Regions from separate parts of the Mus musculus genome. Here all the other regions are linked to region 2. Evidence: chromatin loops called from intact Hi-C (ENCODE). Cell type or tissue: left cerebral cortex. All regions are shown on one strand. Links, peaks and the distances in the headings refer to the core of each region. The heading gives the core; the rest is flanking DNA.

Region 1 (5,552 bases), core at 695-4,694, 58 kb after region 2:
GGCTCCTTAGGATGGCAGTGCCCCTTTAAACTTCAGTGTTCTTAGATGCTGCGGCTGTGTGGAATCTTAGCCTTCCTTCTATGCTCAGGCCCATAGTTACCTGGCAGCAGATATGCCTGATTCAGTATACAAGGAGCCATGTATGCTCACAGTCAGCTATTGGATGGAACACAGGGTCCCCAATGGAGGAGCTAGAGAAAGTACTCAAGGAGCTGAAGGGGTCTGCAACTCTATAGGAAGAACAACAATATGAACTAATCAGTAACCCCAGAGCTCGTGTCCCTAGCTGCATATGTAGCAGAAGATGGCCTAGTCGACCATCACTGGGAAGAGAGGCCCCTTGGTCTTGCAAACTTTATATGCCCAGTACAGGGAAATGCCAGGGCCAAGAAGCGGGAATGGGTGGGTAGGGGAGCAGGGCGGGCGGGGGGGGGGGGAGGGTATAGGGGACTTTTGGGATAGATTTGAAATGTAAATGAAGAAAAGATCTAATAAAAATTTAAAAAAGAAAGACTACATAGTCTTGAAAACTAGTTTTAGAAATGAAAACAAATATTTAATTTAGTAAACAATAAAAATTTAAAAAAAAGATGTTTGGAATTTATGGTTCTATATTATGTCAGAAAGGAATGCATTTTGTGCCTTCCAAACAACCAATTTCTGTCAATACTGCTGTTAGTATACATTGCTTTTCCATATATTCTGAGATCTCATCCCGGATGTGTTATTTGTTACATTGATCTATTTATCTCATTTTATATTAATATTAACTTGATTTGATCATGGTGACTTAATTACTATTCCCATCACTTAGCGAGGAAAATCCCCCTTCAGTGTTCTTATTTTTCAGAAATTTCTTGTCTACTCATTTGACCCAATTCTGAAAGGAGGAAGAAAGGACTGGAGGAATCTTAGCTGATTGCATTAAATTTATCTCTTAATTTTGGGAGATTCAGCATTAAAAAAAAAGGGGAGCCATTTGCCGCCCCAAAAGGAGAGGAGGGGAGGGGGGAAAGGAGGGGGAGAGGAAGGGGAGTCTAGTGTCACCTCAAATCCCCCTCTCTTTTTGATTTATAGCAAGTTCAAGGTTCAGGCTGGCTCGCAGAGAGACCTCAGACAAATGGGGAGGGTGGAGGTATCGTTCTTTGATTTGGGGAGCATGTCTTAGGCTAGTGCTTTGCAGCTGTGCCCACATGCACACCTCCATTCTAGTTCATCCCTGTGCGTGTTATAGACAGGGACCACTGGGGACCCAGAGGGAGGATTGTAGCCCAGGACTTCAGGACTTCTAGGTGGAAAAAACAGAAGCTGTGTTCTGCTGACAGCTGTCTTGAGAGAAGTATGCTGTCACCTGGGGTGGGGGTGGGGGTGCTGAGGGCTGTTCTGAGGGCAGTGGGTGGGACAGATGGACGATGGCAGGCCATACATTGGGCAAGTGTCTAGATCTAGAACACACACACATCTACACCTCACGTGGGCCGAGCTGCCTCTCCTCTATCCCGGGTGAAGTTAGACTAAGGCCCATGGAGCCCAGCAATCTGCACAGAGCTTGGGGTAAGGTTTTTGGCTTGTGTGGGAACACAGCGTTTGGGAATGCACACAGGGTGCAGGAGAGCATGGCCAGGTTAGCTAACAACACCATGAGTTGGTCCTTGGATACCTTCTTTTAACAAATGGTTTCCCATCGGCCTGGAACCTATCACCCAGCCCAGGACCCTTAAGCACCACCCCTCCTTGCAGCCCAGGGTTTATAGGCACTCACTGTCACACACAGCTTTCTACACAAGTTGTGGGCATCTGAAGTCAAGTCCGCACACTGGCAATGCAAGCACTTAATGGGCTGGGGCCGATCTCCTTCCCCATGAGCCCTGTTTATTCAGAAACCTTGACAGACTTGGGAGGCACAAGGTATTGTAATCAGCTCACTGCTCGCAACGGGATATGGCTCTATCTTGTAACCCTCACTACCAAGCTTCTAGCCACCCCAGCACCCTTCCCTCAGCACTCGGGGAGGACTCCGCAGCCTCTGTGCCTAAAGCCTTCCAGAGTTAACATCCTTAGTGCAGACAGAAGGGAAGTTTGTATTGTATCTAAGGCGTCAGGAGAGTTGAATTCTCCTTTGAGTTCAGGCCAAGTATAGCTAACTATTGTCCTGCCTTTCATAACGACAGTAACAAGACACAGGCTTGCTGTCACAGACGCTGTCAACCATTTAACACAGCATTTAACGCTCAGAAACTTAAACTACTGGGATGTTTCTTGTAATCTTAAGCGTGAAGTCCGGGTCCAGGAATCTCCTAGGAGATGAGGCTGGTGCAGGGTGCCGACCTCTTAGAACCAGGGCAATAGCCTGAACGTTCCCTTAGACTGGTTCTATCACATTATCTGATAAGTACAGCGACTGTTTATTCGAGGCTCACAACTATAAGGGGTTTGTTGTTCATTAACTTCAGTCCCGGTCCTGACCACCGAAAAATGTGGTCCCGCTGCGCCACCTGCTGACAATGTCAGAAAGTACATGTGGTGTCTGGATCCTGTTTAAGAATGGCTGAGGCAAATATATACCCAAGCAAACACAGGGCCCTGTTGGACACTGCCAGGTTGTTCACTTGTGTTCCCTGAGGATATTAATGGATAGGTTGTGTTTTTAAAATAAGCTCTTTGGGCCAGTGATGTGGATCAGTGAGTGGCTAAAGGCGCTTGCCTCCAAACCTGAGTATGATCCCAACCCCCTATGAATTGACCTCTGAGAGCACACACACATACGCACTGAATAAATGAATAAATAAACAAGCAAACCAGCTTCCTGGTCCTCACCAGAGGTGCCTGGCCTGTTGCAGTCAGTGAGTACTTAACACCTGCAATGCACCAGGGACCTTTGACACATGAACGCCACTGCTCCCTGCTTCCAATGGGGAATGTAGGCACAGAGATTTCAAGTAACTTGTCACAAGTCACACAGCCAAAAGTGTCAAGGACAAGATCCCAACCAAGTAACCTTGGCCAGAGATCCTGCTCTAAACCTCTGTGCCGTTCGACCTCCCAAAAAAGCAAAAGTAGCTATAAAAGGTACCTACTAAGTAACTTTTTACTTAACTCAACCTTCCAGGGAGGGTAGTTCTAAAAGGTACAAGCTTTTCTGTCCCATCTCTTTGCAAAGCTCCATACTATACTGTTTCACTATGCTTAGAAATCAGGCAGCAAGTATTGGCCTGCATGAGTAGTGAATTCAGGGAAGTGAACATTTTCTTCCACATCAAGGAACAAACAGGCCATGACCTCATAATGCTGCTTCCTAAGGCGTGGGCACTCCTTCTGAGAACTGTTTCTCCAGCACCCATGAAGGGCAGCGGCTTGGCTCCAAGAATATGTTGTCCATGTAGAGAAACTACTTAGAATAAATTCTTGCATTCAAGAAAGGGATAATGAGTTGGATATAGTCTTTGAGCTTTTAAGGCCACAGATAGGAGAAGGCAAGCCTTAATTTGGGTATAGTCTTTGAGCTTTTAAGGCCACAGATAGGAGAAGGCAAGCCTTAATTTTAAGGCAGTCCTCATGATACCAGGACATTTACATTACCACACACAAAAAGAACGCTAAAGGCAGATCAAGTTCAAGCCACAAATGTCTTCAACAGGGGCACTGTTCTCCTGGGAAGGCTGAGGAGTGAATGTAAAACTTGCCCAAATCATATCTAGAAATGGCACTTCATGTTTTTCTCTCTGACTAGTTGCACCATGGGGTTATGCACCCATAAGCCAACTGAGGGAAGGATACACAGATCTGCAATGGAAGGCACGTGGTGATTTACACATGCTTGCTTTAAAACCACACACAGTGTCCTGTTTCTGCATGCCATCTAATCTTGGGTAATATCCACCCCCTGCTGATTAGCTAGCCTGCTTTGCAGTCTCATCCCGGAACCAGAGAGAAAGAAAGAAGAGTGGATAAGGCCCCTTCCTCCAGAGAATCTTAGCCTTGGACACACATAGAAAGACCCAGGAGACTTTAAGTAACAAGAAGTATGGCTGCCCAGACACAGGTATGGATTCTCAATACCTAGGAGGACTGCTCACTGCTCCATGAAGCAGGCATTGTGAAGCCCTGAGTCGACAGCACCTCTGTCTCCCATAAGAAGCCTCCATGCTGTCTTGGGGATATGCAGAAACTTCTCTTTGGGGCCTTGGGGTATAAGGCCTTATCCAGGGAAGTGAAGAGTCTGGATACAGAGAACTTGTAACACCCCCAAGCTTTCTTGGGTGTGTTAATACAAAATTTCTACATTAAACCCGAATATGACAGCATATGTCCTCACTAAGTAAAGAACTCATGGGGCAAACATTTACTTCTCCATTTCTGCAGGCCGAACCCTGATTGTTTTCCCAGGCAGCGATACATCTGCCGTAGGGGATGATGGAGCTTGCCTCAAGCCAGCTTTCGCGTGTTGTGACACGCTGAGGCAGACAACTGCTAGTAAGCTTCTCCTATCCTGGCGAATCCCCAGGCAAGGATGTTCAAGGCCTGGCTACAGGTGCCAGTAACTCTAAGTGGGGACACAGAGAACCATATACAGATATGATTTTCAGCTACAGATCATAAATATAATCCCCAGAGCTTTACAGTTTTCCTCATCATTTAGTTTGGAAGAGAATCTGACAGTGACTTTTATGGTTTGGTTTGATTTTATTTTTTTTTAAAGATTTATTTATTTATTATATGTAAGTACACTGTAGCTGTCTTCAGACACTCCAGAAGAGGGCATCAGATCTTGTTACGGATGGTTGTGAGCCACCATGTGGTTGCTGGGATTTGAACTCTGGACCTTCGGAAGAGCAGTCGGGTGCTCTTACCCACTGAGCCATCTCACCAGCCCCTTGGTTTGATTTTATATAGGGTCTCAATAGGTAGCTCAGGTTGGTCTTGAACTCAGTCCTTTTGCCTTGGTCTCCCAAGTGTTGGTGTTACAGATATACGCTTCCATACCCAGCTTAACAGTGTGTATCTATGTAAATGTATATGTGTGTATGTGTGTGTGTGTGTGTCTATGTATATGTATATGTGTTTGTATGTCTGTGTGTTTGTGTGTCTGTCTGTCTGTCTATGTGTGTATGTGTGTGTGTATGTGTCTATGTGTATGTGTCTCTGTGTGTGTCTGTGTGTATGTATATGTGTGTCTGTGTATATGTATGCATGTGTATATGTGAGTGTGGGCACATACACACCACAACACATTTGTAGAGCTCAGAAGACAACCTTGGGTACTGGCCCTCCCCTTCCACCTCCTTTGAGGGTCTCTCTTGCTCTCTGCGGCACCCAGGCCCTTGAGATTCCGGGATTCCCCCACCTCCATCTCCCATCTTGCTGGATCATAGATAGGTGTGACCCAGTCCAGACTTACAGGAGCTCTGGGGATCTGAACCCAGGTCCTTATGCTCAGGTGGCAAGTGCTTTCCTAGCTAAGTGAGCTATCACCCCAGCCATATGCAATTGTCTTTTTTCCTCTTTTCTTTTTTAACTTTTTTTTCTGAGTTTCACATCATGAACCCCAGTTC
Region 2 (5,552 bases), core at 1,094-5,093:
AGTGGCACACACCGGTGATTCCAGCACCTGGAAAGTGGAGGCAGGAGAGTCAGAAATTCAAAATCATCTCTGACTGCATAGGAAGCCGTGGACCAGTCTGGTGTGTACACACACACACACACACACACAAGTCCGTGTCTTTCAAAAGTGTGATAAGACATCACACCGAGCCCCATGAACAAGGATCGGACGTCGTTTTAAAAATGATAAAGAGCTCTAATTTGACCAAACAAAAATCACCAGACCCAGCATCTCACCAGATGAGTCACCAAAGGAATGGCTGGCTGGCTGGCTGGCTGTGAAGTGTGCGGGGCAGAGCGTGGGGACCCGTGTCCTTCCTAATGGCTGGGAAAAGCCCGGAGAGCCACCGCGCTCGCTCGGGCCGACTGCTCTCAACGTCAATTAGACACTCGGTGCACGGAGCGTGGACCGACCGGAGCGGTCCGGGGCGGAGCACAGAGGTGCGGTAGCAGACGACGCCCCGGGATGCGGTAGCAGACGGCCCGGGATGCGGAGCCCGACCCGGTGCCCGAGGAGATGCACGACCCTGAGCAGGTGAGGCGGTTGCCCTGACGGCGAGCGGAGCGGACAGAAGCACCCCTGTACCCAGCGCGGGCCCCGGCCCCGCGCATCCCTCACCTCCTCAGACCCCGGCCCCCAGCGCCCCGCGTCTCCTCACACGCCCCGGCCCACGGCTCCTCGGACCCCGGCCCCGCCGCACTCACCGCCTTCTTCATGGTGGCCGCCATCTTGGACTGAACCACGGGGCGCGGGGGAAAACCACTCGGGCGTGCGTCACCCCCCGAGGTCCCTCTCGAGCCCTGCTGAGCCAGACTCCCCCCTAACGCACAGCACTATCTCAACACTGCTGCTATCTGTGTCTCTGAACTATAAATTCCCAGGGCAAGGACTCAGGAAAAAAAACTATGCCCTGGAAACACTTGGTATCTTCCAATTAAAGGGACAGGCAGCTTCCCTCTCGGCCGGCATAAATACCAAAAGCGGCCAATAGTCGGGCCCGAGATCCCAGCCACGGCCAGCAGGGGGAGCGCTGGGTACCACCCAGCTGTGTGGAATGGGAAGCTTAAGAAATTCTTTTTCCATTTATTCAACAACCTAGAGAGAAGCTAAGGAGGGTAAGGGCGTGGCTTCGGCAAAGTATTTGGTAAATCATTTGGTCAAGTATTTGCACTCAAGCATGGGGACCTGAGTTCGATCTACAGCCCCTACCACATAAAAACCCAGTGCTGGCGAAGCTACAAGCTGAAGGCCACTCTTGAAGTTGATCTTAGCTTGTATGCCACTGATCACTGCAGGGGACACTAGGGGATCAGCCAGGAATAGATGAAGCCAAAGGTAGGTGACACCCAAAAAGATCCAGAGCAGTGGTTCTCAATCTTCCTAGTGCTGAGACCCTTTAATACAGTTAAATGTTGTAGTGCCCCCCCCAACCATAAAAAGTAGTTTTGTTGCTACTTCATTATGTAAATTTGCTACGGTGCTGGGTCATAATGTCAATAAATATCTATTTTCTGATAGTATTAGGCGGCTTCTGTAAAGGGCTCCCGATCTATAGGTTGAGAACCACTGACCTAGAGCGCTATAACAAACTTAAATGCTTAGATAATAGCTTACTGGACGGTTGCTTGGCTATTTATATTTAGAGACAGGGTCTTGCAATGTAATCCTAGCTGTCCTGGAACTAGCTGTGTAGACCAAGCTGGCCTGAAACTCACAGAGATCTTCCTGCCTCTGCTCTCCAAGCGCTAGGATCAGAGGCGTGCTCCATCATGTGCAACTGAAATGAATTCTTTTATGTGTTTAAAATTAAATTGGTTCAGAAATATGTCTTCCACTCGCTCAAATATGTTAGCCTGGGAAGACTGCCCACACAGGGCCCAGTGGGCACCGAGCTTCCTTAGTAACCAGGGCCATTGTTAACTTCGGTAGCCAAGACTTTGCTCTCAGAAAGTCGGAGGTCTGAGGGCAGAAGAGCTTAGAGTATTGGGGTATGGGCCATTGTCTCATTTACCAAGGGACAGGGAGGACCAGGTGTGAGCCGCAGGACAGTAAAAGCACGGCTGGGCGCTCTTGCATCTCTGCCAGTCCCTCCTATGGCTTCAAGCACAAGGGCATGCCAAGGAGGGGAAGAGGGGCAGATCTCGCCTGTCTGCTTATGACGCAGTGGGTCTCAACCTTCCTAATGTGACCCTTTAATACAGTTCCTCACGTTGTGGTGACTCCCAACCATTAAATTATTTCATTGCTACTTTACAACAGTAATTTTGCTATTGTTATACATTGTAACGTAAATGCCAGACATGCAGGATGTCTGATACTTGACCTGGGTGGGAGGGCCATTCGACTTTCCAAAAGGATCACGGCCCACAGGTTGAGAACCGCTGTTCTAATGTATAATGCATGTGCCCATTTGGTTACAATCTATCTCCTATCGTTACAATGCAATCCTGCTCATTGCTTGCATACCATCAAGCCCTCTGGATATAATGAACTTGGACTCCACAGAGTGAAGTCCTAACACCCTCCTGAGGAAGGTTTGCCGTTTGCACTCTGCTACTTAGCAGTTGCACATACAGAGTCAAATCTCTGGACCTGGAATTACTACGGTGGCACCACTTTTGAGGAACTCATTTGTATATACCGCAAACCCCAGTCCTGAACTCTGTAACCCTTAGACCAGACTCAGAAGGGAGAGCTAGTGTCTGGCTGCAGTGGTCATGGAGAATCTGTAGTTAGTGGCATGTTGACTGGACCGAAAAGACACCAGACACTGGGGATGCTGCATGTCAAACAGATAAAGTACCCCGTCCCCCAGCACCTTGCTGTCTACTGACAGGAGACAGACCACAAACAACCCGTTAAATAAGGATAGTGTGTCAGAGAGGGTGGTTAGTGTAAATGTGGCTGACTGTCCCAGCAAGGGAAACACATGCAGCTTTCGTCAGGAGAACGCCACCAGAGAGGCACGAAAAAGAAAGAGAAAACAAATTCCATTGGAAGTGAATGTTGTCCAGGCTTGTCCTAGCTTTTAGACTGCGTCACACAGGGATGATGAGCATATTTGTCGTTTTGTGACAGTGTGTGTGCGCGTGCGTGTGCGCTCGCGCAAGTGCCCCTCCCCCAAGGTCCTGCGTTCCCTGGGGTTGAAGAGGAAAAGTCTGAGTGGCAGGAGCCACAGATCTCGCTAGCAGGAAGTAATTTGATCATCTGCCTGCAGGGGGCACCCAAGGACTATGACTGAATTCTCAGGCATCCAAGCCCATTTCCCAATGTTTTGGACGTCTTTTCATCTTATCCTGTTTGTATCTGACTCAAAGATGTTTGTAAGCTATTTTGTCCTGACAGGGTTTGAAATCCTCGTACCTCCCCACTGCACGTAGGACCGGTCAAACTAAAATTCCAAACCAAGGCGCGCCTCCCTCTCTGATCTTCGGGTAGCACTTTTCCCTGGAGAGACATGGACAAACATCTGCTCACCCTAGAAAGGAAAGCGATGATGGAACCAAGTAAGGATGCCACACGAGTTCAATTTAGTGAAACAATGAGTTTATCCCACCCGGGAGGGTGGGGGATGGGGTTACGTTCAGGAGTGTGAGGGGCCACTTGGAGGAACGTGGAGGAATCAAAGATACTCTTAGTCCAGTCAGCATGCCACCAAAATCCCCACTGACCACTGCAGTCAGGCACTAGTTCTTTCATCTGACAGCTCCCAGAATGGGAAGGACACAGGCCTCTTGGATGAAAAGGCCAGACCCCTCTCCAGGCATAGAACCTTCCAGCACCTTGCTTGACATTGGACTTGTTCACCTCCACAACTGTGCGAAGTTCATCTCTGTTGCTTAGGAATTACCAATAACCGGGTCGCGGGGTTCCTTGTTACAGCGGCACCAACTTACTGATCCACTTCTCTTAAACACTTTCACCCCTGCAAGCGACTCTATAGCTCTCTGCCCGTTTCCTTGGGAGCTATTTCTCTTCTGCTAAGCCAGGGGCACCAAGGGAAGCCGATCTTGCCTGCTCATTAATGGGTAAACTGATGTATGGACAATTAAATGGCGGCATATTTAAGGACTAGAGAGTATTGTGAGATACGAGATAGCTGCTGGTGCATTTGTTCAGTAACAGTGTTCCAGAGCCCATATTCGTGTTCGCATTTCTTCTTCCTGTGCCTAATATCAAACGCCTCGCATAAACTGTAGCTCTGTGGGCCCGTCTCCTGAATAACTGCATTTTGTCACCAGGTGGCGCCATGACTCCAAATTTTAGCTTTTCTTCTGTGCAAAGCCTTAGGAACCGGCCCAAAGGACATGCAGTCTAGTAAGCCACACTCTGGGCCAAATATATAGTCATCTCTTGCGAGTTTCAAGTTGTAATTTTTCCTAGAAGAGGTAGATCTTGTTTTCAAAGATATCCTGAATATATGGATTTTTAGATTTTTATGGAATAGACCGTTTACTGGGCTAAGCATTAAAACTTAAGTGTTAGAGTGTTTGACTGGCATCCATAATGCTTTGAATTCGGTCCCCAGAACAACAAAAAGACCGGGGGGGGGGGCGGGCAAACCATTACCTAATCTGTTAACATTAGTGGTACCCGGCCCTGCAATTTTGACATTGAGAAAGAAGTCATTATTTAGAATCAGAAGCTGTTGCCGGATACCAGTTCCCTGGAGTGATCGATCCATCCAGTGGGGATACGTTCAGAACTGTGTGTCTTCTCACTGAGCTGGGCACCCTCCTCACAGGGCCGCTGCTCACAAACGGGTCTGATACGCGCTGAAGTGGACAGCTTAGATATTTATGATCGTCTAAAGCACTTTGGATATCTTCCTAGGTCTCACTCTTACCTCTCCACTCCAGAAGTCAGACCTCAGCTTACCTTTAAAGATGAAGCCAATCAGATTCGCCAACACAGTACAGGCCCAGATCAAGCCAATCAGATTCAGCGGTGCAATGAAAGCATCCAGTAAAAACCTCGAGGGTGAGGGTGCTGCAGAGAATGGATTCTCAGAGGTCAGAGCATTGTGGGACCAGGAGCTCTCTGAAGCCACAATGAAAATGTACTGACTTTGATGAGCTGATTGGGGGGGGGGGGGGAGGAATGTAGGAGCCATCTATCAATCGAGGAGACCTCAGTGTCCTTCCATGAGTTTTGTGGTCATTGCATGCTCCAACCGCAGAATCTGTGCTCTTTCAGGCATCGTTTCCCCAGTTCCTCTGACGAATCCTGCTGGAGGATATCGTGCTGCTTGTGGCGTGAAGAAATTTATTGATATGTAGTAAAAAGTTACTCCTTAAAACTCCAGCCAAGAAAATCAAGAAGACTGGGGGAATGTGGCAATGTCGTTGAGGTTACAGTGGGGTGAGGATAAACACCTCACTCCGGGGTGAAATTCCATCTAAAGAAAAAAGAGCCCCCTCTGAAGGTTGCTACAGCGCATGCGTACACTTTGCCGGCGCTCATGCTTCCTGCTTTATAAACCCCACACTGGAGGAACATGTGCGGTTTTGTAAGTGTAAGGTGGACATGGG
Region 3 (5,552 bases), core at 695-4,694, 380 kb after region 2:
GATCTGGATAGAAAATCAGATGTTAGTTTAAGGAAGCGGCCTGCTAACACTAAGATGAAATCAGAGATAATGGCGAGTGAGTTTATAAGCGCACTTTGGGAAATAGGTCTTGTGTGTGTGTAGGGGGGTGGTGGTGGTGTTTTGGAACTGTGAAAAAGACGAGAGGTGGCTGAGGTTTGTCGGGTACAGGATGTGGATTGGGACCTGAGTTTGGCTACACGTGCAGATCCCAGCAGCAGGGACGGAAAAACCGGGTCCCACTCTGCGTGGCTGCGTCCTCCGGCACCTGATTCCTTTAGAGGTAGCGCAGCCTGGGAAGTGAGTGATGGCGAAGCTGGGCTCCGCGTGGGCGGGGCCAAGGCCGTGGAGACCAACGTTCGATTTTTCAGTTTCCACTTCGCCCAGGAGTGGGGAGTTCTTAGCTGCTTATTACGAAACCAAACGTCCCTCGGGTTCTTCTGTGACTTTCCGACTTTTAATTGTGTCCCAAATCAACGCGAGGCACGAGCCTCCGCATTCTAAGGCAGGAATTCCGATCTCTCCATGTCCCTTGGAAAACACGGTATGTGTTTGCAAGCTCAGCCGTCACTGGCAGAATTTTGCAACGATTTCCCAGTTTTGTTGGCACGTCTCCAGGAGGGAAGGTTCTTTGTAATTCTTTGCTCAGACATCAGGATCTCATACAAACCTCTTAGCAGATAGATCAGGGAAGGCAAATCCCTTTCAATTTTAAGAGCTACAACATAGTAAGTCCCCCTCCCCCTTATTTGTGGTGGTGGGAGGAGAGGGATGAGAAACAGTAACAGACCATCTGATGCCAAAATGGCTTAACAGAGTATGGCTTTGTGAGGGCATGGAGAACCGCCCCCCCCCTCCCTTTCTTCCTTTACTCTGAAAATAACTCAGTAGCTACAAGGTCTGAGAGCCCGAGTCTCATTGTTCTTAGCCAAATGATTGTTTGTCAAAATATTTGATTGTTTCCCTGTTGCTGCTGAGACGTTTGGACTTTCCTTTCTGTCCCATCTCCACACTAGGGTTTTTAACTATCAGCTATTGTGTTTACAGTATTCAAGGCTTCAGAGTGCAAAGGTTATCCATTAACATGGGGACTGAAGCTCAACCTCTATCCACTTTACTTGGTCATAGTTTTCTTTGTTTTATAGCAAAGCTCCCCTCCCTCGTTTTTTTTTTTTTTTTTTAATTTGGGGGGGTCAAAGTTAAATGAAGTCTTCTGCTTATGAATGCTTGCTGAGCTGTTGCGTTTTGATCGTGAATATTTATAAGGCTTTAACCTTATAAATATTATAGTTTATGATATTTATAGGGTAAATATAATACTTTAGAGAAAGATATTAATCTGTGGTGAGAAAAGGAACCCTAGTACTAAAAATGATCAATATCTTCTGGGCTTGGATGAGAATCAGGGCTGGCTTAAGGATCTACTTCCAGCGATGCTAATTAATTGTGAGTAAGTAATTGATTCACTTCCTTTGAAAAAAAAGACTAACGAGACCATATGTGGGTTGGTAGTTCTATGTAAAATGACAGCAAAAACATTCTACAAGGCAGGTTCTTGCCCCTTGCTAAGCTGTCTTCTTGAATTCTTCTTCCTATTTATTAAGGACTGCGTTGCTTACCAGTTCCGGTCGGTTCTTTTTTGTCCCGTTCCCCCCCAACCCCCACGCTTCTTTTTGATTTAGGAAATGGGTATGTATGCTTTTCTTGATGTTTTCCCACTTTTTGATACACCGAGGGCCAGCTTGAAAAAGAAACAAACAAGTTGACTGTTCGGTGTTAAGCAATAAATCTATTTTACATTTGAGTTCATTTGCATTTTGGAGCAGAAAAATTATTGGATGTGATTGTGGCCGCCATAGTTCCTCCCTGGGGCTTGCTTAAAACGGGACATCAGTCCCAGGCCTTTGGAGTCAAACCTTTTCCTGTCTTATCTTCTTTCATCTTTAATACGAGTCAGGAACAAAACAGAAGGGAAACGCTTTAAGTGAGATGGGCATAAAGAAGTGTGTGGTTTTTGTTTTTGAGCACACTTTTAAGCCTAGTTTCACTCAAATGAATTTCTCTGCAAACTAAGATTTATTAGGTACCAAGTCCAAATTCAGATATGAAACTATAATAGAAACACAAGCCCAGGGTGTTAAGGAAGAAATAAAAAGGCTTTTTGAAGATAACAATTTAAGAGAAAATTTATTCTTTTTAGGTCTCGGACCTTCCTCACATTGACTCTCTGAAAGTGTTAACCTTCACAACACCTCAGAACACCGCTATCCTGTGAGCTCCCGAAGCCAGTGGCAAGGTTGGTTTATTTTTAAATTTTTATTATTATTATTGTTGTTGTTCGTGATTCTGGGCGACCGGGGAGTTGGGCAACCGGCCCCTCCCCTCCTCTTCCCTCCCCTCCCGGGGCGCACCTTGCAAGGGAGGGGGAGGCGGCGAGGGAGGACTGGCTGTGCGCCTGCGTGCTGCGTTTGCAGCCCCCCCCTCCATCCCCAGAATACCTGTCACTGGAACCGCCCGGGCGCGAGCGCGCCACGTTAGGCCGGATGGCGGGACACGGCGCGGGGCGCGCGTGCGCGGGAGCCCACGGGGTGGGAGTGGGGTGCGCGCGCCGCTCCGCGGGGCTCGCGCCTCGGGGGGTCCGAGGGGGGCGTGGCCCGCAGCGGTGGGCGGGTCGGGGACGCGCTTGCGCACACGCGCGGTCACAGAGGGGGCGTGGCCGGGGGCGGGGCGTCAGGCGGCGCGGCCGGGGGGGAGGGCGCAACAGCTGCTGCGAGCACTTTCTGCCCCAACAGTCCCCCCGCCGGACGCCGGCCGCCCGCCCGCCCGCGCAGGGACCCCGCGCCTGCACTGTCCCCGCGCGGACGAGTAGGGGGCGCCCGCGCCGCTCCCTCGCCCCGCGCCGGAGGTGAGCCCGGCCCCCCGGAGCCTCTGTGGGGGTGGGGGTCCCGGCGCCCGCGGCCGTGGGAGGCGGGCATGGCGCGGCCCCGTCCCGGTCCCCGCGCCGTCGGGGCTAGCGGCAGACGCACAAAGGCCGCGCCGCCTCTGCCGCTCCTTCAGCCCCGCGGCTGGGCGGTGCAGCCGGACGGCCGCAGGTAAAGGGGCGCCGGGGCCGCGTCCCCACGGCTGCGGCCGCGCGTGGGGCTGGGAGGGACGGCCGAGACAATGGCCTGCCCGGCGCGGCGTGGCCGTCGGGGGTCCGGGCCCCTGCGGGAGCTGCGTCCTGCCAACCAAGGAAGGTGTTCGGTTTCACTCCCAAACTTAGAACGTCCCGCAAACTCCCGTGGGAAGTTCGTGCGGGTTGGCGGGAGGCGGCACCGCACATCCGAGGGCGCCGCCCCGTGCGCCTCAGTTTAGCCTCAACGCGAGCGGGCGCGCAGTGAAGGGCGCCCCCGCCTCAGACCCTCGGCGCACGGGAAGCGCATTCTTGGGCGGGGAGGGTGGGGGTGGGGACAGCGGGCGGGGATTTTTCCCGAAAGGTTTGCTTCCTGAAGTGAGCCGAAGTCCCGGGGGCCCACTTCTGGGACCCCCAGTGGGGGCCGGTCCGCACTCACACAGTAGTAGAAACTTTTAAACTTTTTATTGTTTGGGTCGGGGGCTCGGGGTGGTCGTTCCCAACCTTAAGGGCTGTGTCCTGTGAGCCTTAGTTTCTTTCTCTGAGAAACAGGCATTCCTGAGCATGCGTTGATTAAGGGGCACCAGCTTGGGGTCCAGGGCTGTAGGGCACCATGTGTACCCCAGGATCCCGTGGCCAGTTTCCTGGTTTGGGATGGGTTGGAGCCATTAAGTTGTATGTTTTAAGAGGCCTAGGTCTGATTTAGTTCAGGTTGATTCAATTATGTCTTCATCCCTTTTGAGGTGGTTGAATAACTTGACATGAGATTAAGGCCAACAAAAGAGGAGGCAGGGTAGCCACAGCTGCTGGCCATGCCTGGCAACTAGGTAGGGGCCTCAGGGGGCCTTTCACCTCTCTTTGTAAGAGAAAAACGTCCACAGCCTTCTTGACTACTTTTCCCAGAGTAAATCGACCACCTTGGTACCAAATTGGATATCAGATGTTAAGTTTTTGTTTCGAGAAGGATTAGTAACAGGTCTAGTTTCAAAAAAAAAATTTTTTTTTTTTTTTTGTAGTGACAAGTGCAGAGAACTAACCTTACTGCTTTCTGTCTGGGGAGTGTATCTATCAGACCACTAGTTGGTGCTTAGTTACTGTGCTGAGAACTTTTAAGGTGTGTCCTTACTGGTAGATGACTTTTCCCCCTCCTGCTGGAGAAGTCGTATTTATTTTAGATACTGTTTTTTCAAACCTGTGGAGCCTGGTGGTATATTTAGGCTATCTGGTTATTTTGGTTTTAATTTTGAATCCTGATTTGATTGAGTCCCTCCACCATGCTGCCAGCTTTCCAGTTATGTAAGTATAAAATCCAAGAGGCAGTGACCTCTGAAGACTGAGTTGTGGATAGTTAGCATTAGTCATCCCTGGGAACTTCCATATTTTGGCTCTTTAGACTGCACCTTGGTCTGTGTGCAGGAGGAGGAAGCAGGGGGAAGACCTGACTGGAGGAAGGCCACGTTTCTTTACTCCTTTCATCCTCACTCCATCTCCACACTTTGCAGTGTGATTTCCTTTAGTGGGATAACTGGCAGATTGAAAAGATCGACACTCCCTGATTGTCTTGGCTTCGCATTATCCCCTTTCACTTCTTACTTTAAAAAAGGAACTAAGATACCACTTAGAAAAGTTTTCCCTTTATGCTGAAGAATCTATTTTAATAATAGCTCTCTCTCTTTTTCTCCCCTCCCAGGTGGTAGGGGAGGGAGAGGGGGAGAGAAAGTTCTGACTCTGGCTTCTTCACGGGGGAGGGATTTGCATTTTCTTTGTTAGCCTCCATTTTTGGCAGAGAAACTTGGGGTGGATAGGAGCCCCTAATCCTTTCCAGTGGGCTTGTTTTGGAGGAAATCTGAAAATAAGACATAATCATCAAGTCTCTTATAAACTGATGAAATAATTGAGGCCTACAGTGGCCCTCGTGACTCAGGCTCTGTCTCCTGGCAGATAAGTGCTAATCACTTTTCTCCCTCAACATCACTTGAGTAGGAAATGCTGTTTTGCCACAGCAGGGCTGCCATCCCCCACCCAGGAGCCCTCTTCATTCGGAGCTGCCTGATTAGAGCTGGGGTTCCAGATGAGCTCCTTTTTCACCTTATCAAATGGCAGGCTTTTCCTCACTCGTTCCAAACATGATATTGGTTGACAAGAACTTTGGAGTAGTTTTAATGACCCTTGACTGCCTAAAACACAGGACGTCATAAAATATCTGCTGTGTGACTGCTGTGAACACAGATGACTGGGGCCTTCAAGTACTGCATAGGAAGCTGGGTTTCCAGGCGGCTAGAAAAGCATTATTCTTCGATTATTCAGTCTCATGTATGCTGTGTGGCCTGCATTTTGGATTTTTGAGGTCACTAGCTATAATTTGTTTTAAATGGCTGGATCCTGATTCCTCATTGCAGTTTTAATTCCGTGGCTATGTGTG

Evidence for each region. Hi-C counts contacts between places; a loop is a spot of excess contacts. Peaks named below come from ENCODE experiments on the same cell type or tissue, not always from the same donor. Only the 100,000 strongest peaks of a DNase experiment are listed, where the experiment ranks them.
Region 1: it touches region 2 in a loop (7-fold over the local background); 38 of 42 quality-filtered maps call a loop at or near these places.
Region 3: a loop joins it to region 2, with 5 times the contacts of the local background. A loop is called at or near these places in 4 of 42 quality-filtered maps.

Annotation. Positions count from the first base shown.
Region 1 is chr2:170,448,057-170,453,608 of GRCm38, reverse strand. No RefSeq gene overlaps it. Among named protein-coding and RNA genes, the nearest start is that of Gm34608, 19 kb to the left of the region's middle. In left cerebral cortex, for the core only: a CTCF peak has its summit at 2,511 (motif pointing left); a DNase peak (open chromatin) is centred at 2,495.
Region 2 is chr2:170,506,643-170,512,194 of GRCm38, reverse strand. It overlaps Gm16796 (predicted gene, 16796), which reads left to right and starts at 268. Exons shown (of 3, transcript NR_040367.1): 1 at 268-1,356. It overlaps Pfdn4 (prefoldin 4), which reads right to left and starts at 965. Exons shown (of 4, transcript NM_001110152.2): 1 at 726-965. The coding sequence starts at 749. In left cerebral cortex, for the core only: CTCF peaks have their summits at 3,234 (motif pointing right) and 4,261 (motif pointing right); DNase peaks (open chromatin) are centred at 3,228 and 4,265; H3K4me3 peaks cover 261 bases.
Region 3 is chr2:170,128,419-170,133,970 of GRCm38, reverse strand. Zfp217 (zinc finger protein 217) reads left to right here and starts at 2,751. Exons shown (of 6, transcript NM_001033299.3): 1 at 2,751-2,923. In left cerebral cortex, for the core only: a CTCF peak has its summit at 2,871; DNase peaks (open chromatin) are centred at 2,548, 2,665 and 3,791; H3K4me3 peaks cover 2,277 bases; H3K27ac peaks cover 674 bases.